2 separate regions of the Homo sapiens genome follow, and region 2 is linked to region 1. A link is an interaction called in ENCODE POLR2A ChIA-PET data of the cell type or tissue named here. Cell type or tissue: GM12878. All regions are shown on one strand.

Evidence for each region. ChIA-PET counts read pairs that join two places held together with the same protein. Peaks named below come from ENCODE experiments on the same cell type or tissue, not always from the same donor. Only the 100,000 strongest peaks of a DNase experiment are listed, where the experiment ranks them.
Region 2: POLR2A ChIA-PET joins it to region 1 with 7 read pairs; 3 of 35 experiments call an interaction of 5 or more read pairs at or near these places.

The regions. Positions count from the first base shown.
Region 1 is chr10:92,542,078-92,546,077 of GRCh38, forward strand. All of the region lies in intron 1 of IDE (insulin degrading enzyme), which reads right to left. Among named protein-coding and RNA genes, the nearest start is that of IDE, 30 kb to the right of the region's middle. In GM12878, no CTCF peak of the experiment used is centred here; a DNase peak (open chromatin) is centred at 2,434.
Region 2 is chr10:92,464,858-92,468,857 of GRCh38, forward strand. It overlaps IDE (insulin degrading enzyme), which reads right to left. Exons shown (of 25, transcript NM_004969.4): 20 at 819-986. Among named protein-coding and RNA genes, the nearest start is that of IDE, 110 kb to the right of the region's middle. In GM12878, no CTCF peak of the experiment used is centred here; no DNase peak of the experiment used is centred here.

The sequences.
Region 1 (4,000 bases):
TGCAAATGGTTACAAAAATGAGTACACCAGAGCCCTTGTTTTGAAGGAACCTAGACTAGTGATGAAGTCAGATATAAAAACAGGTCATTATCTTTTTTTTCTACTTTTTGAGACAAGGTTTCACTCTGTCACCCAGGCACAATCTTGGTTCACTATAGCCTCAACATCCCGGGCTCAGGTGATCCTCCCACCTCAGCCTCCCCAGTAGCTGGGACTATAGGCACTCACCACCGTACCCAGCTAATTTTTTGTTTTGTTTTATAGACAGGGTTTCGCCATGCTGGCCAGACTGGTCTCGAACTCCTGGCTTCAAGCAATCCACCCGCCTTGGCCTCCCAAAGTTCTGGGACTACAGGCATGGGCCACCGTGCCTAGTCTCTAGGTAATTTTTTTGTAGAGATGGGGTTTTGCCATGTTGTCCAGGCTGGTCTTTCAAACTCCTGGGCGCAAGAGACTGCCGCCTTGGCCTCCCAAAGTGCTGGGATTACAGGCATGAGACACTACACCCAGCCCAGGTCATTATCTTTTAAGTGTGGTGACAAAACTTTCCCTGGGGCACTATGGGAGTAACCCTGTCTAGGAGGGGGAGTAGAAGCACACCAAATAAAAGGCAAGGGGACAATCAATCAAAGTAGAAGGGAATTCGTGAGCGAAGCCTGACAATGAGGAAAAAGCATGAGGAATACAGTGGAAAAACAAGAAGCGTGGTGCTAATGAACTACAACAGGAACTCCAGGTCAAGATCATGGACTAAGACATGTAAAGGCCTAAATTTCAGGTTTGCAAAAACAAATCCCCAAATATAAGGTCATTTCCAAATTCCACACCAAGAGTAAATTTTACTCTGCAAAGAATCTTTTATTCAGGTGACCTTTCAGTCTTTCTCATCTCTCTTTAAAGTGTTTCATGATCAATATAGTAGCAGATTGGGAAATTTTACTTTGCTTTTTGCTTCCTACTCACCTCCATTGGTCTCTCACAAATTTAAAGTCAGACCTGATTTAGAAATAATGACCTATAAACCTGAACAGGTGAGTGATCACGTTAATAGTGAATTACAAACCAAAACCTCCCTTCTGTGGAATCCATCCACCCACTCCCAAAACCATAGGTGGAAGTCAAGGCCTATAGCACTCATGCATGTGGAGGAGGAGCCCAGAGAGAAAAGGCATGGAATCAAAACCACACCACATAACATTCCCAGTTCCTTGCAGAAGGTAGAGGTAAATAAGCAGAGGGTGACAAGATAGTGGTGGTATGAGCCCAAGGATGCCTCAACATATTAATGCTTAAGACCATATACCCCAAGTACTATTAATAATACATGAACTAAAAAATAACAACATGTCTTAGGGAACCACCTACCCAAAGCTCTTCAGTTATAGGAACAGGTACACCTAACTTCATACACCAGCTAGATCATAAAGTTGGGTACAAAATAAAATCCTGTTAAACTTATTCACCCCTGATGTTTTGCCTTTGTGCCAGGCAGAATATCAGCTATCGTAACTCTATGTCCTGGCCCTCTGGAAAGGAGTTTATGATCAACAAATAAACCCTTAAATGAAGTAGGGTGGTTGCAATTTAAAGAAATTCTAAAGTAGTATCATTCTAGAGAGAAGTGCTTTTGCAAATGTTGTTTTAGTTTGATGCATGCCTATCAATGGTTGTTCATTCCAAAAGTGACAAGCTTAACACAGAACACTTTATAGAAACGTTATAAAGTTTAAGCAAGTGAATAAAACCTCTGTTTTAGACCTTGTGCCACAGAGGTAACTATAGAAAGTTTCTTGTAGTTTGGGTACCAAGGGTGTTTCACAAGTATCCTTCTTCCACATGGAGTTTTCAGGGCTGTTAGGAAATGTAAGATATAGGCCGGGTGCCGTGGGTCACGCCTGTAATCCCAACACTTTGGGAGGCCGAGGTGGGCAGATCACCTGAGGTCAAGAGTTTGAGACCAGCCTGGCCAACATGGTGAAACCCTGTCTCTACTGAAAATACAAAAATTAGCCAAGCATGATGGCGCATGCCTGTAATCCCAGCTACTTGGGAGGCTGAGGCAGGAGAATCACTTGAACCCAGGAAGCGGAGGTTGCAGTGAGCCAAGATTGCGCCACTGCACTCCAGCCTGGGTGACAGAGCGAGACACCATCTCAAAAAAAAAAAAAAAAAGATAGAATACCATTGTACAAATCTAATCCTAACAATCACTCTCATTTTTTTAAAGTGTCATAGGCTTTATAAACTGTTCATTTAATCCTTCCATTCTCCTTAAGTGGTGGGTCGTAACAGCTGTTCGCAGTCATCCTCTTCAACTCCAAATGAGAAACAAAAGCTCAGTCAGTGCTTGCATACTAAAGTATAACCAAAAAGAAAAAAAAGAAAAGATAAGTGGTTAAGTGACTTGCCCAAGGGCAAGCTGATTGTGGTAAAGCTGGAACTACAGAGAAAGAGGAAGCGTGGGAAGGGGAGGGACAGAGGTGGTGCTGAAGGAAATCATACACTGGTTTATTCTCCAGCTCCTGTTTATCACCCTCACAGTCCTTCCCTAGCCCCATTCTTCTTCCCTTACAATCCCAAATAACAAAAGCCAGGAAACAAAAATTAAACTAGGTCAAAATAAATGCTCCAAGGAAAGTTTTCAGTTTTTCACTCCTTCTTCTGCATATAAAACACAGGTAGTAGGGGGAGTCTGCAATGCTTCTAATCTACCAAAGGAATCCCTTAGCTAAGAACCATAATACATGGCAGGATTAAATGTATAACAGGTTTAAAGCAAGAGAGTATATGTACAGAACTGACTCATGCATGAAAGGAAACATAAAAACAAGTACTACAGTAGACATGAATGGGTTTAAGTATACTATTTTTTAAAAGTATACATTAAACCATATAATCAGAAAAAAGAGAAGAAAATCATAATCATCTTGGTAGCTGCAGAAAAGTACTTAAATTCAACAACCATTCACGTATTTTTTTAAAGTCAGCAAACTGGAATTAAATTTATCCATTTTAAAAAGAATATCATAGAAACTATGGTAATTATCATACTCAATGGTATACTCAATAGTTTACATTACAATTAATGTAAACAATCTCCCGCCCTCCCCCACCAACACGATGCCACTAACACTTCTTCTATTTCAACATTGTATTGGTAGTTCTAACCAGTCCAAATAAACCAAGAAAAAGAAACAAAACACATAGAGATGGGAAAGGAAAGAGGAAAAAAATTAACATGATTCTCAAGCAATATGATTATGTATATAGAAAATCCCAAGAATCTACTGACAACTTCCACTTCTGGGTAGGATATAGCAGCTCATGGCAAACTAATTCAGCTTCAACAACTAGAAAAGGCCATGATAAATTACAAAAATCACATTTGCAAAGATGTTGGAAAGTTGTGCAAGCAACAAGGATTGGATAAACTAGTTCCAGAAAGGTGAGCAACCTCTGAGGTGAGCTGATAATCATCATTCATTTTCTTATCTGGGAATATCTGCTAATTCTGAGTGCAGACTGAAGATCATGCTTGCCCTAAGCAAAGGGACTGTACTGGACGAAGAGGTATTATTGAGGCTTCAGTGGTGGCATGAAGTTGGTGTGACAGATTAAAGTCCCAGGAGGTCCCAAATTTGCAACTAACTTTCCCAACAGAAGATTTTCTGAGATACTACTATGTATTTACCAGAATGGCTAAAAAGAAAAAGAGGGCAAATACCAAGTGTTAGAGAAGTTAACAAACTCTCACACACTGCTACAGACATGCAATTTGGTATGGGTACAACCATTTTCAAAAACTGGCACTATACACTAAAGCTCACACTATGACCTAACAATGCTAGTAACAGATAAATAACCCAAATAAATGCATTTATATGTTCATAGCAACACTATTCAAACTAGCCCAAACCAGAAATGATCAAATGACAATCAACAGTGAAATGATAAATTGTACATGCACACAATGGAAAGTATACAGCAATAAAAAGGAATA
Region 2 (4,000 bases), 77 kb before region 1:
TGGGGTCTCACCATGTTGGCCAGTCTGGTCTTGAACTCCTGACCTCAGGTGATCCACCCGCCGCAGCCTCCCAAAGTGCTGGGATTATAGGCGTGAGCCACCGTGCCCGGCCAATAGTTTGAGCTCTTATAATAACATTTACCATGCTGTACTAAAATTATTCCTTTACAGGCCTGCCATCCTGATTTGACTGTGAGCTCCTCGAAAGGAAGGACCATCCAGAGCATCCATTTTCCATGTCCAGCACCTAGCACAATGGGTATTTAAACAATGATGGGTACTTGGAGAGACTCATCCTTTTTTCACTGGTTCCTTTCTGTCATTACTGGGGCTTCTTTGAGCTTCTTTCCTCATTGATCAAATCTGCCAGTACCTCAAGACTTTTAACAGTATCTAAAACTGGGAACACTTGCTGTGCCTTCTGTATGTCCCAGGCTTGGGATATAAAGACGAATGAGAGATAATACCTGCCCTCAAGGAACTCAGGCTTTAGTGAATCTAAGCTCCTCTGGATGGCTCATTTCTCATCTTGCTACCCATAAGCTTGTCCTTAGTATCCTTTTCCCCCACCTAAAATGCCCTCTTTATTGACATGTATGTAATATGCAGTATCATCTCATAAATAATTGCTTTAATGTCCATAAGATAGTGATTGCTTATCTTTTAGAAGTGGATTCTCTGTAATAAGGTTTTCTCAAGTCTCTCTAAGTAGACCATGCCTGATATACAGTGTTAGGTGAAAATGTGGAAAATGTTTTACAGGGAAAATAATTCATCAAAGTCTACAGTACCCTGCTATTTCCCCACTTTCCTCTCACCCAACTGCTCCTTGGTGCGCAGGGTGTTGAAGCAAGGTTCCGAGATAATCTGACAGAAGAGCTCCAGAAACATATTCTCTGAGGTGCTTTGCATGTCTGTTTGGTAGTATATCTCGATGCCACAGTTATTGTGAACTTCATTTCTCTGCTGATAAACAAACCATCCTCCTAGGAAGTTTCAAAAAGACAGCAGCAAGTTCAAAAACTTATTTGGGGTTTAATAAAGTCAATGCTATGTCTGCCCACACTTACAGATGATAATTTAGACATTAATAGAAAAGGGAGGTAGAGAAGCCTGGAGTTGTATTTCATTGATTTCACTTTTCTGATCATGTCCAACTTTGACCAACAGTCAAACTTACTAATTATAAATTGGCAGCACTAAGTTCCCTCTCATCAGAAGGAGGGGAGCCAGTGCCATGGCTCACATTTATAGTCCCAGCTACTTGGGAGGCTGAGGCGGGAGGATCACTTGACCCCAGGAGTTTGAGGCTGCAGTGAGCTGTGAGTATACCACTGCACTCCAGACCAAGACACAGAGTGAGACCCTGTCTCAAAAAAAAAAAAAAAAAAAAAAGCAGAGAGAGAGGAACGTGGCCTGTAAGCCTCTCTCCCTCACCCACCTCACATCCTTCTAGCCTTTTTGTACTTTTTTTTTTGAGACAAAGTCTTGTTCTGTCACCCAGGCTGGAGTGAAGTGGTGCCATCTCAGCTCACTGCAACCTCCGCCTACTGGGTTCAAGCAATTCTCTTGCCTCAGCCTCCTGAGTAGCTGGGACTATAGGCATGTGCCCCCACACCTGGCTAATTTTTCTATTTTTGGTAGATACGGGGTTTTGCCATGTTGGCCACGCTGGTCTTGAATTCCTGACCTCAGGTGATCCGCCTGCTTTGGCCTCCCAAAATGCTGGGATTACAGATGTAGGCCACCACGCCTGGCCCTTTTCTTTTTTTTTTTTTGAGACGGAGTCTGGCTCTGTCACCCAGGCTGGAGTGCAGTGGTGCAATCTCGGCTCACTGCAACCTCCATCTCCTGGGTTCAAGCAACTCTCCTACCTCAGCCTCCCAAGTAGCCGGGATTACAGGTGCCTGCCACTATGCCCAGCTAATTTTTGTATTTTTAGTAGAGACGGGGTTTCACCATGTTGGCCAGGCTGGTCTCAAACTCCTGACCTCAGGTGATCCACCCACCTCAGCCTCCCAAAGTGCTGGGATTACAGGTGTGAGCCACTGCACCCGGCTGCCTGGCCCTTTTCATATATATTCTAAAACATCTTCTCGGTTGCAGTGAGCTGATATTGTGCCACTATACTCCAGCCTGGGTGACAGAGTAAGACTCCGTCTCAAAAAATAATAACAAAAATAAAGATAAATAAAACATCTCCTTTATAATGCTTGAAAATTTTCCTTTTCACTTGAGACAGTCTGTCACTCTGGCACCCAGACTGGAGTGCAGTGGCACAATCATGGCTCATTGCAGCCTCAACCTCCTGGGCTCAAGCGATCATCCCACCTCAGCCTCCTAAGTAGCTACAGGTGTGCGCCACTATGCCCAGCTAATTTTTTTTATTTTAAATTTTTTGTAGAAACAAGTTCTATTTTACCCAGCCTAATCTCAAATTCCTGGCTTCAAGCAATCTTTTTACCTTGGCCTCCCAAAGTGCTGGGATTATAGGAATGAGCCACCACCCAGGCCTGAATATTTTACTTTTAAATACTAAGTGCCTTTCCATGGAGAGTTAAGTGAAGAACTATTTAAAGATTCACATCTGATCAGCTGGCTAATTCAGCATGATTTCCTACCACTTAGCATTTTGAGAATGAGATGTGAACTGGGCTATTTTTGAACATGGAGAAATTTGGGAGGGTACTTAGGAGGCAAAAGAGATTAAGATCCTAGGAAAGGAGACAGAAAGAGGGAAGTAGAGTCAAAAGAAGTAAGAAGGATGAATTGCACTTTGAAATATTGTTTCTACACTGGCCTCACTTTGAAGTCAACTGTTATGGCTCTTGCATAGAATATCCTGAGTCTTTCTCTAATTGTAGTGGGATCAGCACATCCTGAGTCTTGTCCTGGTTTTAGTGACTGAGGAATAAACTGGCAAAAGTTGGAAATAAACCACTACCAGATCTGTGATGACTGGTCATGCACAACAGCAGAGCTGGGCTCAACGTATCTCTAAGCATTCAACAAAGGTATCCTGAAGTAATAATATGTTCCAGTTGCTTTAGAAGCTACTCAAATGAACTAGACACAGACTTTGGCTTTAAGGAATGTACAGTCTAACAAGAAGATGGAGATGCACTTCAATCCCAACACAAGAGAAGTGCTAAGTAGCTTGAATAGGGAGGTTCAGAAAAATTGTGCTGCAAGTCCAGAGGTAGATGTGATTATTTCTAGCTGGGAGTTTTAGAAAAAGTTTAGTGGAATAAGTAGCTTATAAAATAGGCCTGGAAGGAGAAGTAGGATGTAGGCACTGGCCCATGAAGAAGAAGGGGGAAAGGAGAACACCATTTTGGGAGGATAAAATAGCTGGGGGGAAAAGGCAGCACAGATGGTTCATGCATAGGGAACAACCAAACAATCAAGCTTGGCCAAAAAAAGCTTCTCTTCCTTCATTTAATATACCTTCTATTACACAGTTTTGAGCAATATTGACAATAATGCTTAATGAGTTTTTATCAGAAGAAGCCACTGTTAATGTAAAAGTAACCCAACATTGTAAACCCCAATATATAAATTCAATAAAAGTCTTTGTTAATCCCTTATAAAAATATACTTGTAATGATTACATGTTATCTGCACCTGTGGGTTTCCTAAAACTATTTCTGCCAAAGAATCCTATGGGTTTCCAATTAAATATTATAATTCCAGTTTCCATTTTTATAAATGTATTTTATTTCATGACTCATAGTCAATACCTTTGTGATATTTTTACTTCCTAATTCCCCTTCATTCAAGTACCCGTCAATTCCAGTATCATTCTCTTCAAAATTATTGCCTATCTCCAATTTTACTTATTTGGCCCTCCTACCAAAAATTTTTTTGGCAGAATTACCTATCTCTAATCATAATTCTGTAAATAGGAGAGGTTCCCAAGTAAATCTTTGGCGTAAAACTATACCAAATTCAGCCCACCTGTAATCACCCACACTGTTATGTCAAAATAGTCCATTCCCAA